Linked DNA regions of Homo sapiens: region 1 is linked to region 2. The links are chromatin loops, found by intact Hi-C in ENCODE. Cell type or tissue: ascending aorta. All regions are shown on one strand. Links, peaks and the distances in the headings refer to the core of each region. The heading gives the core; the rest is flanking DNA. Region 1 overlaps RGMA (repulsive guidance molecule BMP co-receptor a). Region 2 overlaps LOC105370982 (a long non-coding RNA gene).

Region 1 (11,090 bases), core at 1,269-9,268, 250 kb after region 2:
TCAAATTCTTGGTCAGTAAGTGAATGGTGGATTAAGAGCCATTGGTAACATATCCCTACGCTTGCGAGGTTGGCAAAAATACCTGGAACCAGTGTTGGGTCGTTTCCTCCATATTAGACAGGGATCTGTTAGAGAAATCTAGATCAAGCTAGTTTCAGCAAAATAAGGAATTTTTCTCAGCTTCCATAGCTGGAAGAGGTACTAGGGTAGCTCACAGGAGCTCAGGAAGAGCTGCAGGAGAGTCATATGCTGAAGAGTGGCTTGGGGAGGCTTAGCCTAAATAAAGTCTTCATCACTCCCCAAAAAGCTCACCTGATAAAATACAACTTAAGTAAAAACAAGATGTCAGCTGGGCACAGCGGCTCATACCTATAATCCCGGCACTTTGTGCGGCAGAGACAGGCAGATCACTTGAGCCCAGGAGTTTGAGACCAGCCTGGCTAACATGGTGAAACCCTGTCTCTACTGAAAGTACAAAAATTAGCCGGGTGTGGTGGCGTGTGCCTGTAATCCCAGCAGCTCAGGAGGCTGAGACACAAGAATTGCTTGAACCCAGGAGGCGGAGGTTGCAGTGAGCCGAGGTCGCACCATTGCGCTCCAGCCTCCTGGGCGACAGGGCAGCTGTCACACACACACACTATGTCACGTCCTCAAATGCTGCCTCAACTACTAACACTCATAAACACTCACCCTCGCACAAGATTGCTGCCCTAAACCGATCCTATGTTGGAGTCGGACCAGAACTGAAGCTTCTGTAGCAACAATCTCAAGAAAGATTCTGATTGGTCCAGCTTGAGTCACTTGCAATCACCATTTTATTGAAAGTAATTGTTAGGTTATCTGTCTTGGCTTGACTTTAATCCCAAGGGGCAGAAACTGACAGACCTGGGTCTTCTGTGCACCTGCCAGCAGCAAGGAGGGCATGGGCCCGAGATTGATAGAACTTACAAACCCAGCTATTCCCCTAGACATGAATCGCCTAAGGGAGCTCCTTAAAAATGCTGATGCCCAGGCTCTACCCCACAGAGATTCAGATATAGCTGCTTTGGAGAAGGGCCTGGGCAACTCTAATCTTTTTACATCTCCCACAGTGGTCTCCCAAAAGAATAAATCCCTCCCCTTCTTGAGGCTTTGGGTTGGGCTCCCAGGTGCTTCACAGGCTCCCCCAAGCTCTTTGCTCTGTTTCTCCAGCTTCACCTCTTCCTTCTACAGCCGCACTTCAGCCTTTGCAGATCCTCAGGTAAAGCACACTTTGTTCCTGGCGTGCTGGGTGTTCCTTCTGCCTGGAGTTTTCTCCCTGCCATCCCCTCCCTTGCCCGTCAACTTCCCCTGGCATACTCCTACACTGGGAAAGCTTCTTTCCCCTCCCTGCACCCCAAGCTGGGCTGGAGCCCCCTGGCGCCTGTGTTCTGTGTCTCCCCTGTCAGAGTCTGTGTTATGCTTTATTGAAAGTGATTGTTAAGTAATCTGTCTCGCCTTGACTTTAAGCCCGGTGCGGACTTGCTCACCACCATTGGAATGAATGGCACACACAGTACGCCAAGCATGGGGTTCGGCCAGCTTGGCTTGGCATTTTTTAGCCATTTATTGGGTGCGTACTTAAGCGTTCCCAGCCTCAGTTTCTTCATCTGCAAAATGAGGATGGTAATAGAATCTTCATTAGCTGAAAGTTTCTAGAAATGTAAAGTACTCAGCTGGCATCTGACACAATGTAAAAATACGTCAAAATATTAGCCATTATTTTGAAAGACACCACCTTTTTTGGTAAAGGTCATTCACTCCTCACCTCTCCTTTAGCACTCATTTTTCTCTATTATCTGTTTCTACCAGCAATTCAGAAATAGGGACTGTCTTATTTCTTTATCCCCCAAGGTCTAGCCTGCAGCAGGTCCTGAATATATATTTGTTGACTGATGACTCAGGCCCTAGATTTGAGAACACTCTGTTCATACCTAGAAGCAGGCAAAGTTGGAACCCCTGACTATCACTGCCCCTGAGAAGACTTCAGCCGTATGCAGAACCCTTCCTTTCAGAAGCCCCTTGACCCCTTTCCCCCCATCAAATAGCTACCCCCAGAGTGGAAAGGGAGAGAAGGTGGAGGGGGATGCTCAGGATTGAGGCCTCCACAGCCAGTGCTGAAGAAAAGGGGCAAGAGTCATGCATGAGAGTGTCTCTATCCCCAGGTCTAAGCTGTAGCCTAGGGGACACCACATACTTGGTTAGACTCTATGGGGCTGTTTGTTTGAAGTCAACTACACTTTTGAGTTAAATGAGTTTCTATGGCGAACGGAGTGCTGAGTTCTCAAATCTAACGTTTTAGGAATTTTTTATTCCTGCAGAGAGTTGGGGAGCTGTTTAAAAGTTGGTTGGTTTAGCCAGTATAGCTAGATTCCTCAAGGTCAACACAACGCCATACTGCTCTAGCTGGGGCTAGATTTCTCATGATAGTCTAAACTGTGTGATGGCCAAGTCCCCACTTTGAAGATGTCCAAATTCAGCCTCAGACATTTCTCCTCAAGAAAGGGGGGGAAAAAAAGCCTTTTGTGCCCCTTTCCCAAATTATTTGCTCATGTCGCAAGACTGGGGTCTCCTCCTAAAAAGGCAGCCAGTACCCGTCTCCCGGCAGGGACACTGGAACTCCCATGGCCTGGGGCCTCTTCCGAGTTCTATTCAGTTGTAGTCTTGGAGTGACAATATTATCAGCCCGATCCTTACAGATGAAGAAACTGAAATGTAGAGGTTAAAAGTCCTGCTGCGAGAAGAACCAACTGAAAAAAAAAAAATTCTCAGGCTTTACAGCAAGCAAACTTCACTATGATTTTTCACAATTCTGATTCTGTATTCTCTGGGGGTTATCTCAGTTGCTTCTTTAGGATGGGGTTCATTATGTTGTACATATATCCCAATGTGTCTGTATGAATCTTTGTCTTTTTTGGGGCAGTGTGGACGACGGGTTCTTTTTAGATACTGTTCCTAAAAAGGAATCAGTGCATACACCTGTTTGTCAAAGCACCTTTGCTTTTTGTGCAACTGCTTTATATTAACAATACTTAAAATAGCTTTGGAAAAAAAAACTACTGTATGTAATGGAATTGCAGAATATGCTGCACATGTATTTTATTTAGTTATCCTTTCTTTAAGAATATTGGATGACATTTCCTGACGTGGGAGGGAGAAACTCCTTTTTTTTTTCCTGCTTTTAAATTGTAACATAGTTGAAGATTTCTTTTTTCTGTTCTCATTGAAAAAAAAAAAAAAAGTCCTGCTGTGAAAAGTCCATTCTTGGGCAAGGGCAGCCCCAGAAGGGCGTGATTTCTGGGCTTCTGCGGGCTGCATGGCCTCCTCTGGATCCTGAGCCCTGGTCTCCAACCTGGACATGCTGCAGCAGTGACGGTGGTTAATTACTGTCCAGGTGACTTGGAATGCCAGTGATCCCTTCTCATTGGCGAGAGACTCTAGAACTAGCTCGTGAAAGGCAGACTCTAGCAAATGGTGTTAATTAGTGGAAAGGCCACTTGGTCACCTCTGTGCAGCCTGGCACAGTGCCTGCTTAGCGTGCCCCGGTGGCCGCTGGAATGGGCTGCCGTTCGGTGATGCTGCAGAATAAATTGTTGGGTCGGGCCCCAGGACTGGCCAAGCTTGAAAGGAAGAGCATTTTCGATGGTGGGCTTTCACTGGGAAAACCGTAGCATTTTGCAGACCCGTCCTGAAATGAACCCTGGTTTGGGGGAAAAATATTTAGAGCTTGTCGATCTGAGACCTCAATATTTCAGGGAAACACAGTGACACCCCCTCGTAAAGAAGAGTTGTGTCTGGCATTTCCACCTAAGGGAAGAGCAGCTTCGTGTTGCCCTGTTGCACAGCTGGCTGAGGTATGGTCCCCTTGTGTACCTGTTTTGTGGAAGCCAGATTCATAAGTCTTGCTGCTGGGGTTGTGTCTTCACAGCCATAGGGCCTTCTCCCCTCCCTTCAAACTTGCTCCTCTCCACACTCCCGACCTGGCAGCCGGAACCCCAAATGCAGCTGCAGCCCTGCAGCCTTGCACAAGCCTGTGTGGCCTTTGCAGCAGGTAAGGACTGTGATAGTGCTTAAGAGAAACCTCCAAATTGGATAAAAACCCAGAGGTGTTTTTCCCCAAAGAACCAGATGGGCAGGCTTGGGAGTGAGGTGAGGAGGGTGGCGGGAGGAGTTGGTTTGACTAAGAACACTTGCTCAGGACTATTTGTGTTTCATCCAAAAGATGTCTCTCAGGGGAAGTTACCAGTCCCTTAAATATCACAACGGCAGCAGAACTGCAGGGCCCAGGGAACCTTGGGAAGGAGATGTTTCTTTCCCAGAAAAATAAGCGACAGAGTTAGGAAAGGTCACCATACTGAAGCCCTCCCAAGTGCAGCCTTGCGGGCCTCGCAGAGAGCGCCAAACCATCCGGCCCTGCGCGCCACGCGGACCGGCATAGCCATCTCTCTGGAGTGGCAGCTGTGCCAAGGTGGCAAGGTTAGGCCCGCAGGCCCTCAGCACGGGGGCGCAGCCGGGGCAAGTCTTCAGGAAGCAGCGAGGTGCTTGAAGGGGGTGCTGGAGGCAGGCCAAACCCAGTCAGGATGGGTGGCCTGGGGCCACGACGGGCGGGAACCTCGAGGTGCGTTAGTAGCTGAGATGCAGAGAGCCATCCTGCCCAGACCTAGACAACTCGGAAGTGGGTTTTTCAGCCTCCTGCACCGGTGTCGCGTCTGAGTGCGACTGATGAGCCAGGGGGCGTCGGTGGAAGCTTGGGGTCGGCAGTCTGGTTGGAAAGTAGGGCTGGGATTTGCCTCCAAGGACAGTTTTTCTACTTGGATTGGATATTCGTGGAGGGGATTAAGGGGGCGTCCTGCCCCGCCTCATGCCCTGCGGCCTCCCAAGGGTGCTGGGCCTGGTTTGCAAGGACAGCCGCGGGCTGGAGATGGCGCGAGGGTCGGGGAGCGTGGCGCGCCCTCTGATCTAGGGCCGTGGTTTTCCGAGGTCCTCACGGCGAGCGCTGCGGCCGGGCAGCCTGGGTCCCCGCCCGGCCGCCTCCGGCTACCTCGCCGGCCTCGCTGAAACCCGAGCGCGAGGGGGCGGTGCGCAGGCGGCTGGGGCGCGGGGCCGCGTCGACATTGGCGGAGAACCGAGTGATGGATGGCGAGGGAGGGGCGCGCGGGGGGCGGCGCGGGAAGGGGAGCGCGCCGGGCGCCCGCGGCCGAGGTGGACGGAGCCTCCCGGCTCGCTGCTCCCGCCGGCGGAGCGAGGCTGCCCTTTCTTCGCAGCGTGATTTATTTTCTTCTTTTTTTCTGAACTCTTCTTCCAGGGAGAGGCTAGTGGTAACAGGCCGAGCTGGATGGATGGGTATGGGGAGAGGGGCAGGACGTTCAGCCCTGGGATTCTGGCCGACCCTCGCCTTCCTTCTCTGCAGCTTCCCCGCAGGTAAGGCACTGCCGGCCGGGCGCGCGGGGCCGGGTCCCTGGGCCGCCCCTCAATGCTGGGCCAGATGTGCGCGAGTGAGTCCGGGCTCAAGTTCTCCGGACCTCCTCCGGACCCCGCCTCCTATTTCCACGGGTCTTTTGTTTCTCCCGCACCCCGTCGTGGGTGCGATGCCTGCCCTTGGGGACCCGGAGAGGGGCACCCTGCCCGAGTTGCCGTGAGATGGAGCCGTGTGGGGAGGGCGCAGGGGCCGGGGTGCCTCACTCCCTTCCCTTTTTCCGAGAAAGGGGGTGGCTGGGAACGTGCCTCCTAGGGGCTCGGGAAGAGGGGGAGAAGGGGAGGCACGCCCTCGGTGCTGGGGACACTTTCTTCAGCTCCTCGCCCAGCAGTTTGCAAACCTGCCGGGTGCCCAGGGGTGGAGCCAGGGTCGCCCCTGAGGTCCCAGCCGAGTTCCCGACAGCCCCCTCCCCGGAGACCTCGTCTCGTTTCCACCCATTTGGCCACGCGGGGACACCCACGGACTCGGCTCAAATGAGCTGGTGTTCCTGTTTGATAACTTTCTGCGTCGCCCCCTGTTTGTTTTTATTGTGTCAGAAAAGGAGAGAATTTCAGAATTAAAGCTGAAAAAGCCCATCTGTTTCCAATGAATCCCCCATAGTTTTTCACAATGTTTTTGGCAGATCGCTGCTTTCAAATTCCTCCGAGCCCGGACCTCTTGTTTTTGTTGGGGGAAGGGAGACCAACTCCACAGAGAAGCATTTGTTCCTTCCCAAACGCTCCAGTTTCTTTACTTTTTTTCCTTTCGGGGGGAGGGGGGAGGCATGCAACTTAAATCCCCGGCCTGTTTTCTTTATGATGTTTCATAAAACTTTATTTCATTTTTGCCATATGCTGCTCACAGCCAGAAAACGCCAGTTAAGCCCTTTATACCCATTTTTTTTCTTGCTAAAAATACAAATAAACACAATGTCACGGGCCAAATGGCCCCCCCGGCGCAAGGCGGGATCTCCCAGCCGTTTCCATTGTGTTTGCGGGGTTCAGAGGTGTCTTTTTGAAAAAATTTCATCTTGTTTCGCACCACAGCCAGGCGTAGAGCCGCAGCCCCCGCGCACTACTGAGCTTTGCAAGAAAGGACTTGAGTTTAGACTCGGATTGGGTTATTTTGATTTGCTCTTCCGCCAACTGGGTTTCAAGGAACTGGCAAAACTGGGCAGGTCTGGCTCGGCCTGGCTGTGAGTTGGGGCTCCCAATGGGCGGACCACGCAGACAGTGAACAGTAGGGAGCGAGGGATCAGTTTACCCCCTAGTCCCAGCCCTGCTCCTGGCCCCCAGCGCCAGCTCAGACTTGTGCGTCCGGCTTACTCAACCACTGCGCACCCCAGAAGGGTCGCAGAGAGCCGCAACCTGCTCTCCAGACCTAGGTTCCATAGGGAGGCCTGGCCAAGGACAAGATGTCGGGTGAGGGATCTTGGTATCCCCAAAAAGTACTCAGCTTGGAATGTCAAAACCTCCGCAGGGGATCAAACAGCAGGGTGCCCTCTCCTCACCCCCAGTGTATTTAAAAGGCAGTTTCTCCACCTACTTAAGAGTCTGGTTGAACAGCCCAATTTGGTTTCCTCCCAAGAATTCAAAATTAAAATAAAAATCACCCTATTTAAGAAGAAGTCAACGTTTTGGAAAAGCAGGAGTTTGCAATTTGTGTTCTTGGTTTGGTCTAGATAAAGATCAAGCCCATTGGAAGTTTTATCAGATGGGTTGATAAATGGCTTTTGTCCCTTGGCTGCCGTGGGGGATGTGATCTCAGCTCAAAGCTGAAATTGAGAAGAGGGGCTTAGAGGCCCTTAAAACAACACCTTCCCGCTCTTAAAGCTGCAGCACTTGTTACCTTTTGGGGCTGGAGAGGAAAGGAAGGCCTGGCAGAAGTTTCCAGAGGTAGGAGGCTGCATGGCCTGAGTGGTGGTGGTTTTGTTGTTTCTCGATTTATTTCTCCATCCTAAAAACTTTTATTTTAAAGCATCCCGCCATAGGCTGAGGAACACTGGTAGGTTATATAAGTCACAGCCCAAATTCCATCACTTTTGTTTCCAAGAAACCCATTTCTTTTTGGCGTCAAGGCCGGTAACTAAAACCTGGCCGATGGAACTGATAGCTGCTCTCCTGTCACGCCAGCTGGCTAATGTTTCTTCTCATTTGAGGGCTTGACAGCTGCGTTTAGTCAAAATTGCCCACCTGACTGAAAACTGAGCTTCCAGTACCCCAAAACTAAATATACTGGGGGCTCCAAAACTTGTGTGCTCTAGAAATGTGGGTCAAAAGACAGTTTCTTAAGTAAGGGATGAAATGGGAAATTTCCACAACAGAGAGAGACTGTCCCATTCTTTGACACATTGACCAGGAGAGGGGCCGCTTAGGAATGAAGTTAGAAAACTTGCAGGTCTGATGGAGAGCAAGGCGGGAGATCGAGAAATAAAGCCCCAGCAAGTGGAAGGCACCCAGACACACTGGGGGCCCCTGTGTGCCTTGGCCTCTCCCGTTGAAGACAGGTGGAAACTGGCCGAGCAACTGCGTGAAAGCCTCGGTTTGTTCTGTGCTAGTCAGCTTGAATGGCTGCCAGGAGTAAGCCTATAGGAGTGCAAATTAAATCGAACATAGTTATGTGGAGAAAGATGCCTTCACCTCAGCTACACTGAGAGCGTTTGTGTGTTTCGAGTGTTTGCATTTACTTACTCCATGTGGATGGCCAACCTACTGGGTTCCTGACTCAGTGACAACTTTTGGAGCCTTCTAACCAAGCCCCTCAGGCAGACCACAGCCTGGTGATGAGAAAGGGCCCCTGCACTGTCAAGCGGTCTGGAAGGGTGTCTGTTTAGATGATTCTTTGGGGACAGCACAGGCAGACAGTGTCCACGTCTACCTAGGAAGGGAGGCCAGAAAGGACTCTTAAAAGAGCATTCCACAAATGGCATCCTACTCAAATCACAGCTAATAGATGGCTTTTTAAACTTTGAAGCCATTGTGACTTTTTCGAAAAGAGTTCCAAGAGAAATCCATCCAGGCATATGTTTCGGACATGTCACCAGGCTTCCTGTTCACTATGTGTGGGTCCTGTACTTCAGCACAGTGGTTCTCCAAGTGTGGTCCCTGGACCAGCAGCATTAGCCTTCCTTGGGAACTGGTTAGAAATGCAAGTTCTAGGCCCACCACAGACCTATAGAAGCAGTTACTCTGGAGCTGGGGCCCTGCAGTCTGTGTTCTAGAGCAGGCCCTCCAGAGAGCTCTGATGCATGCTCAAGTTTGAGGATCGCTGTTCTAAGAACTATTGCACTCCAGACTTTCTTTGTTCCTTCTTTCTTCCCCTTATACTTTGAACTGCAGCTGTTTTAGAAATGTTAGTCCTCAGTGGGTAACTAAGGTTTCGGGAGACCAAGGCCCTCTGCAGTGTCCAGGTACATCTGTGTCGCTATAGAAATGAGACTGTTTCTATCAGAGCTGCTATTCAAAAATGCATCGGCCAGGCGCGGTGGCTCACGCCCGTAACCCCAGCACTTTGAGAGGCCGAGGTGGGTGGATTGCTTGAGGCCAGGAGTTCGAGACCAGCCTGACCAACATAGCGAAACCCCGTTTCTACTGAAAATACAAAAATTAGCTGGGCGTGGTGGCATGAGCCTATAATCCCAGCTACTCGGGAGGCTGAGGCAGGAGAATCGCCCGAACCCGGGAGGTGGAGGTTGCAGTGAGCTGAGATCGCACCACTGTACTCCAGCCTGGGTGACAGAATGAAACTCCGTCTCAAAAAACAAACAAAAAAAAAATGCATCAGCAGATCAGCCTGCTTACCACACTATTGCTCTCCCAGTAGGACTTTGTGTCCCAAGGGGAGAGTGTCTTAGTTTGTTTGGGCTGCTGTAACAAAATACCATAAGTGGGTGGCTTATACATGACAGACATTTATTGCTCACAGTTCTGAAGGCTGAAAAGTCCAAGAGTGATAGGTGCTGGCAGATTTGATGTCTGGTTTGTAGATGGTGCCTTACAGCTCTGTCCTCACAGGGCAGAAGTGAGGGCACTCTGTGGGGTCCCTTTTATAAGAGCACTAATCCCATTCTTGAAACCTCCACCCTGATGACCTAATCACTTCCCAGATCCCTCCTACTTCTCATACCATCACTTTGGGGTTAGGCTTTAAAAGGTGAATTCGGAGTTGATGTTCAGTGGCAAGAACCAGCCAGCTAGCAACCAGTGTGTGACGGCACCTGCAGAGCAGCGCATTGGCTCCCAGGGAGAGCACGCACATAAAACTCTACAGATGGCCAGCCACTAGGCCCTGAGGGTGTATTGAGGAGAAAGGGAAAGGATCTCTAGTCTTGTGATCTGAGGAAGGGAAAGGTCTTTGCAAGGTTGGAGAAATGGCTAGTAGTCACTCCAGCGCTCAGAGGATGGGAGCTGGGGAGAGGTGATCTGTGGGCACAGATAAGGCCACTCTATGAGATGGAGAAGAGGAGGCCTTGGAAGATAAGAGGCTGAAGGTGGGGACCAGTTTACATGTTGGGGAGAGTGTCGTTCCTGCTAGAGATCTTGTCTTTGGTGAAATGTGCGAGGCCTAGAACTGGGCAGAGAACCCCAACTTTAGGTTTTGGTTGAGTAGCAGTTAGGGGCCATGCTGTTTTGCTGCTTGGCAAAAATTCAACCAGCCTTAAATTGAAGACAGTATTTCTTTGAAGGTAGCCAACTTATCCCAGTTTGCCCAGGACTTTCCTAGTTTTAAAACTGGAATCTATATGTCCTGAGAACTATCCTCAGTCCCTGGCACACCAGGACAGTTAGATTAAAACCCTAGTTTTATCCTCTCCTGTCCCCTGGACTCATGCCTAGCCTGTATCTGTTAGGGACTCCCCTGTCCAGATCTGTGAAGTCCTGGGTGTGAAGTGGGCCCCTCCATGTGGTCTAATCACCTGGGGCCATGGGTCCTTCCTCCTCCTGGTCCTGCCTGTTCCCTCTGTCACCTTGCTGCCATTGCAACAGCAGACAGGCTTAGGACCTGCCTGCCTCCCCCGATCCTCGCCATGGTGCCAAATGAATCACTCTGAAACTCCTGCCCAGGAGCTCATGGCTGCTCATGGCCTGCTTTGGAGCATCAGAAGGGAGGGTCTCTAACTCCCGGCCCCCGACTTTTCCCAAGCTCATTTCCAAGGCTTCCAGCACATCCCCAAGCCCTGGGTCACCCCTTTGCTCCCTGCTTGCCTCCCCATATACCACCCCACCACACCCCACCTGGCCACTCTAAGGCATTGCTCTGGACACTGCCCAGTTTCACCACTCCAAGCTCAGTGCCGTCTACAGGGGTCCAGTGCAGACCCCCCCGACGCCGGGGACACCTGTTACCTTGGTTGCTGACAACTGAGCCACCTGCTGGGCTTGGTGCCTCATGGGCCTTACGTTTTTGTCCTCTTGTAAAGCACCAGTTCTGTTTATAAAAGCAGGAACCTCATTTCTGTTTCTATATGCCCTTCTTTTCTCCACCCACCCCAAGCACACCCACATAGTCCTGGGAACTACAGGGCCCTTGGGTTTTTGTGTGTGTTTCTGTTTGTTTTGGGTTTTGCTCAATGGGCAAAGACCACAGGATTTTTTTTTCTTTTTTCCAGATACTCAAG
Region 2 (11,090 bases), core at 1,004-9,003:
GTAAAAGTTCCCTTCTGCTACCAGTCTAACAAGATATACTAATAATAATATTGGTTAACAAAGTGTATCTTCATAATATAATATTAATTATATAAATTAATATTAATAATATCTTAACAGTTAATATAAAAGGGAGGAGATTTGGGAGTAATAATGCTTTGAAAGACAGTTGAGTTTACATCAGAAAAATAAATGAGGGTGAAAAGATAATTAAGTATTTTTTTATTTTTTTTTTAGACAGAGTCTTGCTGTGGCCCAGGATGGAGTGCAGTGGCGTGATCTCGGCTCAGTGCAAGCTCCACCTCCCGGGTTCACGCCATTCTCCTGCCTCAGCCTCCTGAGTAGCTGGGACTAGAGGTGCCCGCCACCACGCCCGGCTAATTTTTTGTATTTCTTAGTAGAGACGGGGTTTCACCGTATTAGCCACGATGGTCTCGATCTCCTGACCTTGTGATCCACCCGCCTTGGCCTCCCAAAGGGCTGGGATTACAGGCATGAGCCACCACACCCGGCCAAGTAAGTATTTTTTAAATACTGAAATTTAAAAAAAAATCTTAATAGCAAAATACTCTGCAAAATATCATGGTAAAATAAATACTTTAAAAAAATAAATTAACTCTTTAAAATGCTGGAAGGAGAAAAATCTGTCAACCCAGAACTACATAGCCAGAAAAAATATCTTTCAAAAATAAGGGCAGAATAGAGACTTTTTAGATAAGGGAAAGCTGAAAAAAATTCATTGGCAGCAAGCCTGAACTATGACAGTTCTTCAGTCTACAGGGAAAGAATACTAAGTGGAAACTCAAATATATAAGAAGAAATGAAAAATTTGCTGGAAATGGTAAACATGTAGATACATATAACACAGTACTGTCTAATTTCTTTAAAAGACAACGACCATTTAAAGGAAAGCAATATTGTATTGTGGGATTTATAAACTATGTAGAATTAAAATACAAGATAGCAATAACACAATCATCATCTTTCAGGCCACTGTCCCCTCCTTACTTACTCCCCTGCTAAGCCCAGACATTATGAACAAGAACTGGATTTAAATTTTGGCACTACCACTTCCTAAGCAACCTCTGTCAAATCATTCAAATTCTCTAAACCTCAAATTCCTAGTCTCAATGTTGGTGGTTTTATCACCATCTCCACAGGCTTAGAGTGCAGGCAGGAGCATGTCGGCCTGGGCTGTGAGCCCAGGGTTTTGGTCCCCAGAGCCCACTGAACCCCAGTGCTGTACAGTCGCACTGTGATGCCATAAAGTATCTATGTGACCATGGCAAGCCACTCACTGACGCTGGTCCCCAGAAGCTCATCCATCAACCACGCACACCCACTAGCCTGCTCAGCTACCATTTGGCACCTTTTCCCCGGTCCCAGCCTCTCTTCATGGGGCAATACCCTCCCCCTGGAGGATAAGCCCAGCACTGTTGCTGCATCCCCTGGTGCCCATCCATTGAGAGACCAGTGGGTATCCCACCCTTCTGCTGGTTACTGCACTGCCACTGGGCACCACAGACTACTAACACTGAACCCGAACGTTCAAGTCATCAAAGGGTCAATGACCAAGCAGAGAACCCTCAGGATGTGTGATCACAGGATAGCCAAAGAGGAAGTATAGTCCCCTCCAGGTGACAGTACCACATCAGCATGTCCTTGCCCAAAATCATTCCTGAGTACCTACTATGTGCCAGACATTGTGCAAAGCATTGAAAACACAAGTTAAGAAAAACACATGCTGAAATTTTGGGGGCAGGTGACATGGGGTAGACAGACACACCTCAAAGAAGACAAATTTAACACAGAGCCATCAAAACAATAGCAATACTGTCAGGTCACCTTCATGGAGTATCCACAATATGCTACGCACCCTTGTGTCAGTTCTCCAGGGCCACCGTAACAAATCACCACAAACTTCGTGGCCTAAAACAACAGAAATTCATTCTCACACCGTTCTGGAAGCTAGAAGTCCAAAACCAAGATATCAGCAAGGCCACACTTTCTCCAAAGACTCTAGAGGAGAATCCTTCCCTGCCTCTTCCCACTTCTGGTGGCTCCAGACGTTTCTTGAATTGTGGCTGTGTCACTCCAGTTTCTGCCTCCATCTTCACATAACCTTCTTCTGTGTCTCTTTTTCTTAAATCTACCTCTGCCTTTCTCTATAAGGAACCTGTCATTGAATTTAGGGCACATCCTAAATCCAAGGAAATCTCATCTCGAGATCCTTAATTCCATCTGCAAAAATCTTTCTTCCAAATACGGTTACATTCTGAAGTCCCCAGTGGACATTTCTTTAAAGGGCTACAATTCAACCCACTATAGCCCTTTATAGACATGGACTTCCCCAGGCCTCAAAACAATCTTCTAAGGCAAATACTGTTAATACCCTCATTTTACATATGGTGAAACTGAAGCCCAGAGAAGCTAACGCTTTGCCCAAAATGACATGATTAATAATGTGAGAGCCAAGATTTGAACCTTGGTCTCTCTGATGTCTTGATGCTACTTTTTAGAACCTCCCATTCTTTATACATCCCATGAGAGTTGGAAGCAGACTGGGCTAATCCAACCTTCACAGTCAGAGACATGTTCTCAGATGGAGGTAGAGCTAAACCCAGCACTGATAGATGAGTAAGTTGAACCAGAAGAAGAAACCAGGAAGGGGCATCCAAGCAGCGGAAGTAGCATGGCCCAGGGAACAGTCTAGTTTACTGCCAAGGAACAGTACATCACTCATGATAGCTGCTGCATGGGGTGCAAGAGAGAGAAAAATGAGCAGCCCCAGAAACAGAGCTCTACAAGGTCAGGGCCCAGAGGTCTTTGGGTGCCAGAGGGAAGCTGACCTTTGTCCTACAGGCTGTAGGGAGCCATTGAACTGGGTGAAGCAGAACAGGTATATAAGCTAGGGTAGGACTGTGCAAATGCTAGACTGTGGGGCACACTGGCCAACATGGAAAAGTTACCCAACTCCTATTGGCTGTCCCCACCTGGTTGTTCTGCTCTAAGCCTGCTGGTGTAAGGACTGGTAGAGTTGGTGCCACTCAGGGCCGCTTGTTCCCAGGCCCCAGCTCCAACACTCATCTCTGCCTGCTGGGCTTAGAATCTAAGCCTAACTCTCAAACATACTGACATTTGAAAAAGGCATTTCTGATAGAAATGAAAATGGGGTGGTTACCTCAAACGAGCAACGGCAACGCAGGAGTCATACATTATTGGCTTACTGCTGGAAAGGTCATGAGCACCCGGAGGCAGTCCGTCTCTCTCCCCGAGGCCCAGGAAGGCCGAGTTGATCAAAGCCCCTGCACACACAAGCAAAGCACCCAAGGAATGTATCAGGAAGGTGAAGGTAAACAGGACGCAGCTAAGGGCCCAAAGCAAGGGGAGCAGTGGCTGCCTCCCAAGTTGTGGCTATCCTGAGGGACCCAGACCACAGCCTAGAGGGTGAGCAGAGGGGGACATTGGCAGAACAGATGATTTTAACCTTGCTAGCAGCAGCACCCATTCTGACTGCCTGTGAACTCAGCCGCCCAGTTCCTGCTATGCATGCCTGTGGCCGATGCCGGGTAGACTCAGGGCGGGGCTATTTGCTCACTGGAATCCTGTGCATTTTGTGGGCAGTGAGAGTGTCACAGTTAGACCTGAGCTTCACTGTGAAAATATTCATGCTTCACCGGGAGAAAGCTAATGGGTGATGATAGGAGGGTGCCCCTTAAATGGGCTCTAAGGACAAGCAATGGTTGCTGGGCTCCAGCCTCTGCGCAAGCCTCTCGGGATTTTGAGTTAAACACTAGTAAGATCTCTTCTCACATGTCTTGTTGCAGTGTTCCATGAACTGGACAATCTTTTTCTTTTCTTTTTTTTTTTTTTAAGAAGTACACATTTTCCGTGGTTTACCAAGTTTGACAAAATCAAAGAATTGAGAGAAATGTTGATGAACTAGAGAGAAAGGGCTGATAGCTCAGGTAATTATGCTTGATTTCAGTTCAACACTTATGGAGAATCTACTATGTGGCAGACACCAGGCAGTGTATTTTACGGCCTAATAGCTTGGGCTCCTCTCTTCTCAGGTGCCACTCAGGACCCTGGGGCCCTTGCACTTATGTAACGATTCAGCCTCAACCTTTCTCCTCTGTTCCCTGCCTGCCTTCCAGGTATGAGATACCACAGGGCAAAGAATACAGCAGTTTCGTATGCAGAGCCAGGCTGCCTGGGATCAGTCTTGGCATTCCCACCTCCACGTGGCTCAGTTTCCTCATCTATAAAATGGGTAATAATAGTACCTACCTCATAAGGTTGCCCTGAGGATAAGCAAATTATCTGCTGGAAAGTGCTTAGGCCAACGCCAGGCACCTAGTGCGTCCTCTGCAAGCTCCATCTCTTATTCAGGGAGCCTCAAGTCCCCCAGTTTCATATCCTCGGTGCCAGGTTTCCTTAGCCAAGTGTGCCAAGGGAACTTCCGCAACTTTTTTTTTTTTTTTTTTTTTTTTTGAGACGGAGTCTCGCTCTGTTGCCCAGGCTGGAATGCAGTGGCGCGATCTCTGCTCACTGCAAGCTCCGCCTCCTGGGTTCATGCCATTCTTCTGCCTCAGCCTCCCAAGTAGCTGGGCCTACAGGCACCCGCCACCACACCCGGCTAATTTTTTGTATTTTTAGTAGAGACGGGGTTTCACTGTGTTAGCCAGGATGGTCTCGATCTCCTGACCTCGTGATCCGCCCGCCTCGGCCTCCCAGAGTGCTGGGATTACAGGCATGAGCCACCGCGCCCGGCCTCACTTCTGCATCTTATAAACTTTTTTCAGCCCCACATCTCTCCCAAACAAGCCCCTCTCCTGGTTAAATTGTTCTCGCTACCACTGATCACAATATTGCTTCGCTAGCCATAACTTTTAATAATTTACTGGATTCATTTAAAGTGTTTTTAATTACAAATGTTCTAGTTCAGTTAGATACAAAATTAAATGCAGCAAGTAATTTTATTTTCTCCATATATTATCTCCCGAAATTGGAGTAGCTTAGTGCATCCTTATTGTCAAAGGGTTTCTCAGCCCACGTGATTCTGTAGGAAAGGAACTTCCCACTGTTTGCTGAAGATGTCAACCACTAGTGAGGTAGAGGCAGGAAGTGGAGCAAATACCATCAAGCTGATGGACAGCATATGTTTGTCTCTCCGGTCAGAAATTCACACTTGGGGAACACTAGTTCATTCTCCTACCTGGCCCTTTAACTTTCTCAGGATCTCCCTGACAAGTAGCCTTCAACCTCAACACCGTCAGTGTCTCTCACGGCAGTTCAGCTAGAGACACAGAAGAAAAAAGATGGGCTCGATGTAAGTCAGGTGAATGGGTGTCTGGGTAAGAGTTTGTGTGTAGCAGATGCCAATGGGGTGGGGGAGGGAGAGCGGGAGGATATTGGCTATCTCATGGCTGGAAGATTTGTAAGTAAGTAGCAGGAAAATTATTTCTATGACAAACTTGTTAGGGTTTATGAGATCGCTTAAGGGAAAGAACTTTGAGACTGAAAAAAGTGCTACATAAATGGACTGTTTTGAAAGGGGAGTACAGTCAATTAGTAAGCTTTCCAAAGTCAGAGGACTTTGTCGTACACGCACTTTTTACACTTGGTAATAGAATGTTGGATAAAAGTCACAGGTTGGTGGAATGAGTTGACTTATTCTCACTCTTCATTACTCTTAAATAAATATTGGGTCTGAAGGCAGGAGTTCTGGAAGGAGAGCCATGTGCGTACGGTGTTTCAGCCCCATTTGGCATATTAGGAAATTTGGAACTAAAAAATTTGTAGCCAAGGGTACATGCCTACGAAGTGACAGAGCCAGCGCCAGACCAGGGCTGTCTGCTACCCGAAGCTCACAGACCATTCCAGGAAAAGGCCCAGTCACGGCTAGGCCTGGGTGTCTACACCCTTTATGTTGCCAGATTTAGGGATTAAGTCAGATTCTTAACTTTAACTCGGCCCAAGCAGTTTCCTCCCAGGGCTGATACTGACAAAACACTGCATTTTGGTTGAAAGGACTGTGCAGTCAGCCTCTTCGCCTCTTCTGTCAGGAGTTCTTGTGGAAGCACTGACGCCAGTGCCATCTCGGAAAGCGTGGCATCCTCCCTTCTTTCCATCTCAAACTCCATGGCTGGGCAATCGGGGCAGGAGGCAAAGGGGGCGGGGTTAGGGGCGGGGGTAGCAGAGGGTGGGGCCGGCAGAGGGTGGAGTTAGAGGTCCTGTTCAGGTACCTCTCCAGCATTTGGTCAGGCCCTGCCGACCCAAGTTTGCATCCTGGAAGGCTCTCTCAGGCACCTTGTGCCATTTTATGGGCAAAGTACGTGAAGGTCATCGTGCCATCCTTGGAAGAGGCAGGCTGTGCGTGAAACAAGGGCCTGTCTGCTCTGCCCCATGGAGGATTCCAGAACAGGGTCTGCACATACACTGCCCAGGCTCGAGATTTAATGGTTCCCCTCCCTAAGTTTGTCACACACGAGATGGTTTTGGGTGGTACAAGTGGAAACACTTTTTATGGCACTTATGCATTTATTTTAATGCATATTAGCTATGTGTAGCCCAGCTAACCTGTGATTTCACAGATACTGCTTAGGAAAAGCTAATTTCATAGATCTATAGAACATTTGATGTATTAGTGATGTACCGTTTCCATGTCTCCAATTAGCTCCATACTGGAGCAAGAACATATACACATCACCCTCCCAAGTATGAGAAAGAGTGAGAAGAAACAACATTTCAGAGGTGTCTTAGCATGTTAGATGGGAATATAGGAAAGAGGTGAGGAACAAGTGTTCTGAAGTCAAATTGCCTGGGCTGGCCATGCTGGTCTTTTAATTTCCTAGCTGTGTGACCAAGGGGCAAGTGCCTTAATCTCTCTGTATTACTTTAAGTGTTGAGCCATTAAAATTTGTTGAGTCGGCCGGGCACAGTGGCTCATGCCTGTAATCCCAGCACTTTGGGAGGCCGAGGCAGGCGGATCACGAGGTCAGGAGATCGAGACCATCCTGGCTAACACGGTGAAACCCCGTCTCTACTAAAAAATACAAAAAAATTAGCTGGACGCGGCGGTGGGCGCCTATAGTCCCAGCTACTAGAGAGTCTGAGGCAGGAGAATGGTGTGAAACCGGGAGGCGGAGTTTGTAGTGAGCCGAGATCGTGCCACTGCACTCCAGCCTGGGCGACAGAGCGTGACTCCATCTTAAAAAACAAACAAACAAACAAACAAAAAAAGAATTTATTGCGTCCTTTGTTACTGCAGCTAGCAATGTCCTCATACTGCCCCCATGGAAAACCCTGGAAAAGGATGTTCTCATCTGTAAATGTAGCCATTTGAAAAGGCATAAAGTTACCAAAACTAAAAGCAGTGATTTACAACATTTAATAACTTAGTATTGTTGGAAATAATAACATAACATAATGTGTTCACGCCTGTACAATTTTTAAAAAATTATTCTGCTAATCGAAATCATCAGAGTTAGCAAAGATGCCGCCAGTGTGCTTGGAATTTAGCTCTTTGAGTAGGTGCAGGTCTGCTGCCCTCAGGCTACCACACTGGCTAGGCTTTCTCAGTCACTGATTGGGTCTGCACCAGGCAGCAAAGATTTCACTGTCATAGACCTGCAGGCAGATGAGCTCTAACTTTAGAGAATGAGAATATCGCCTTAAAATTAGCATGGCCTCTACTAGAGCACTTTAAGCTAAAGACATTTCTTGTCAACAAATACTTGTTGTTGTTGTTGTTATTTTGCTATTTTAAGCTAAAAAAGGTTTAACAATAATTTTTCAAATTAATAATATACAAGTCCTCAATAAAAAGAATGAAAGCAAAGGGTTTTATAAACTTTTTTAGAAATAAGAGGTTTTTATTGCAGGAGCAATACATGTTTATTTTTGCAAATTTAGAAAATGAAGAAAAGAACAAAGTATTTTAAATTGCTTAGAGTCCAACTAATCATGAAGTGTGTATATGAGCATATAGATATGTATATATGTATATGTACTTATGTGTACGTTACCATTTTACTTTTTCTGCCCAAAATTAAAGTCATACATACCTTCTATTTTGTAACTTTCTATTTTTCAGTTCACATAATGCAAACGTTTCCGTTTCATTATTCTCCAACATCATTTTAAACCTTCCCTGCCAATTTCCCACAGCCTTCCACCCAGCTTCCTCTTTTTTCACTAAAAGCAGACGACTTCACCTCTTTCTACTCAGAAAAATTAGAAGCCATCAGAAAGCAGCAACTACCTCATTTTCCTGTTACTGAGCTTGCAAACCTCCCTGCAAATGCGCACACATACTCTGTCCCTTTGCTATGATGGAGAAGGCAATTCTTTGCCAGCTCTGCCCGCTCCTCCAGAATCTGTTTTGGGTCCAGCCTTCCCCACCTGGCCCAGCTCTCCCCTAAGCTCTAGTTGGGAATATCCAGCAGCCTTCCAGCCCCTTCTCTTGAATGGCTCCAGTGCACCCCAAAGTCTACATTTCCCAATGCTGGCGCTCATTCAGTGTTCTCTGTCATGTGCTAGTAGGTGCAAGAGACCCAAAAGTCATCTTCACTGCCTCCCTCTCCCTCACTCCATATCCAGTTGGTCACTGAGGCCATTCAAATCTCCCTTCCAGATATCTCTTGAATTTGTCTAGTTATGTGCGTCTCCGGCACCACTACCCTCCTTGTCTCTGGACTTCTGAAGTCTTTTCGTCCACTCTGCCCTCCTCCTATCCATTCGCCAAATGACAGGCAAAGAGATGGCTTTTATATTTAAATCATGCACACCCTGGCTCAGAATCTTGCAGGGCTTTCCATTGCTCTTAGGAACTACATAAAGTTCTTCCACCTGGCTTCCATGACCCTCCATAGCCCGGCTGATGTTCACCTCCCCAGGCTCACCTCACCTTAAGTGGCCTCTATGCTCTCTGCACCTCTGCTGCACTACCCAGCTTCCCATTCCTCATGCTTTTTCTGCTTTCACTCACCACAGGACCTTTGCATATACTGTTCTCCCTGTCCAGAATGCTCTTTCTCTTTTTTGCTAGTTATCCTTTTTTAAGTAGTTCTTCCTCAAGGAACCCCTTTTTGACCTCTTTTACTAGATAAAATCCCATTATTGTAGGCTCTCAATTTATCTCTCACTCATAGCATATGTTCCACCTGCAACATTATACTTGCTTACGTGTTTGAGGTCTGTATTAGTCTGTTCTCACATTGCTACAAAGAACTACCTGTGACTGGGAAATTTATAAAGAAAAGAGGTTTAATTGGCTCATGGTTCCGTGGGCTGTACAGGAAGCATGGCTGGGGAGACTGCGGGAAACTTCGATTCATTGAAAAAGGTGAAGAGGAAGGAGGCACATCTTACATGGCTGGAGCAGGAGAAAGAGTGAAGGGAGAGATTCTACACACTTTTAAACAACCACATCCCATGAGAACTCACTCACTGTCACAAAAGCACCAAGGGGGACGTCCACCCCATGATCCAAACACCTCCCACCAGGCCCCTCCTACAACATTGGGAATTACAATTCAACATGAGCTTTGGGTGAGGACACAAATCCAAACTATATCAAGGTCTATCCCCATTAAATTCTGAGTATCTTGGGGGCAGGAGTCATGACTAACTTGCATATATATATATCCCCAGCACTTAATCCAGTGCCTACCTTATGGTGTCACTTAATGGACATTCGAGAATGAATGAATGAGTTAAAAGTACATCTAACTCCACAGATCTAAGATAAACTCAAGGTCTTTTCTCTGAAATAGGCTTTTCATCTAGTTTCCACTCCCATAGAATGGCTCGAACATCCATCTGGAGATGGAGTCAGAAGCCCAGAAGTGGTCTATTATGGGCTGACTGTATCTACCCAAAAAAGATATGTTGAAATCCTAACCCCCAATACCTCAAAATGCAACCTTATTTGGAAATAGGACCGCTGCAGGTGTAATTAGATAAGATGTGGTCATACTGGAGTAGGGTGGGCCCTAATCCAATATGACTGGTGTCCTTATAAAAAGGGGGAAATTTGGCCAGGTGCAGTGGCTGACGCCTATAATCCCAGCACTTTGAAAGGCTGAGGCAGGTGGATCACGAGGTCAGGAGATCTGAGACCATCCTGCTAACACGGTGAAACCCCGTCTCTACTAAAAATACAAAAAAAATTAGCTGGATGTGGCAGTGGGCGCCTGTAGTCCCAGCTACTCAGGAGGCTGAGGCAGGAGAATGGCGTGAACCCGGGAGGTGGAGCTTGCAGTGAGCCGAGATCACGCCACTGCACTCCAGCCTGGGTGACAGAGCAAGACTCCGTCTCAAAAAAAAAAAAAAAAAAAAAAAAAAAAAAAGGTGGGGGTGAAAATTGGACACAGACACATACATACAGGGAAAACATCATGTGAACATGAAGGCAGAGACCACAGTGATGCTGCTACAAGCCAAGGGACCACAAAGACTGCCAGCAAGTCACCAGAAGCTAGGAGACAAAGATGGAGCAGAGTCTCCCACGCTGCCTTAGAAGGAAGCATCTGTGTCAACACCTTGATCTTGGCCCTCTACCGTCTATGATTGAGAGACATAATCTCTGTTCTTCTAAGCCACCCAGATTGTGGTATTTTGCTCCCTAGAAAAATAATACACCATCCTTGATCTTTCCCTCCCTCTTATACCCGCCCCCCCAACAATATCCAATCCATCACCACCACATTCCATTGGTTTTACCTCCTGAATTCCTCCTCTCCCATCCACCTTCTCACCATCTCCACCTCCACCACAGGATCCAAATGCCCCTTGTCTCTCCTGAACTACTGCAGTGGCATTCTGGCCGGTCCCCAAACCCATTATGCCCCTTGCAAACTTTCCTCCCCACTGCAGCCACAGTGATTTCTCTGCAAATCTGACTTTGTCCCACAACCTTCACCACCCTTGACCCCTTACCCCTTCCCTGGCCACACTGAAGCTGCCCATTACTCTTACCATAAAGACATGCCCAGAGGGTACCCTGTCTCCCCTCCAGACCTTCACCGGCTCCCAGACCCCACTCTGTAGGCCAGCTGGCCAGCCTCCTTCTGTCCCCTGAACAA

What was found. A loop is a pair of places that touch in the nucleus more often than their neighbours do. Peaks named below come from ENCODE experiments on the same cell type or tissue, not always from the same donor. Only the 100,000 strongest peaks of a DNase experiment are listed, where the experiment ranks them.
Region 1: it touches region 2 in a loop (3-fold over the local background); 15 of 110 quality-filtered maps call a loop at or near these places.

What each region holds. Positions count from the first base shown.
Region 1 is chr15:93,067,265-93,078,354 of GRCh38, reverse strand. RGMA (repulsive guidance molecule BMP co-receptor a) reads left to right here. Exons shown (of 4, transcript NM_020211.3): 2 at 5,324-5,439. Among named protein-coding and RNA genes, the nearest start is that of RGMA, 16 kb to the left of the region's middle. RefSeq lists an enhancer at 3,798-4,555 and a silencer at 4,712-4,850. In ascending aorta, for the core only: CTCF peaks have their summits at 4,864 and 5,072 (motif pointing right); DNase peaks (open chromatin) are centred at 4,604, 5,104, 5,444 and 5,816; H3K4me3 peaks cover 4,288 bases; H3K27ac peaks cover 4,045 bases.
Region 2 is chr15:93,314,438-93,325,527 of GRCh38, reverse strand. All of the region lies in intron 5 of LOC105370982 (a long non-coding RNA gene), which reads right to left. Among named protein-coding and RNA genes, the nearest start is that of RGMA, 230 kb to the right of the region's middle. In ascending aorta, for the core only: no CTCF peak of the experiment used is centred there; a DNase peak (open chromatin) is centred at 5,877; H3K27ac peaks cover 1,658 bases.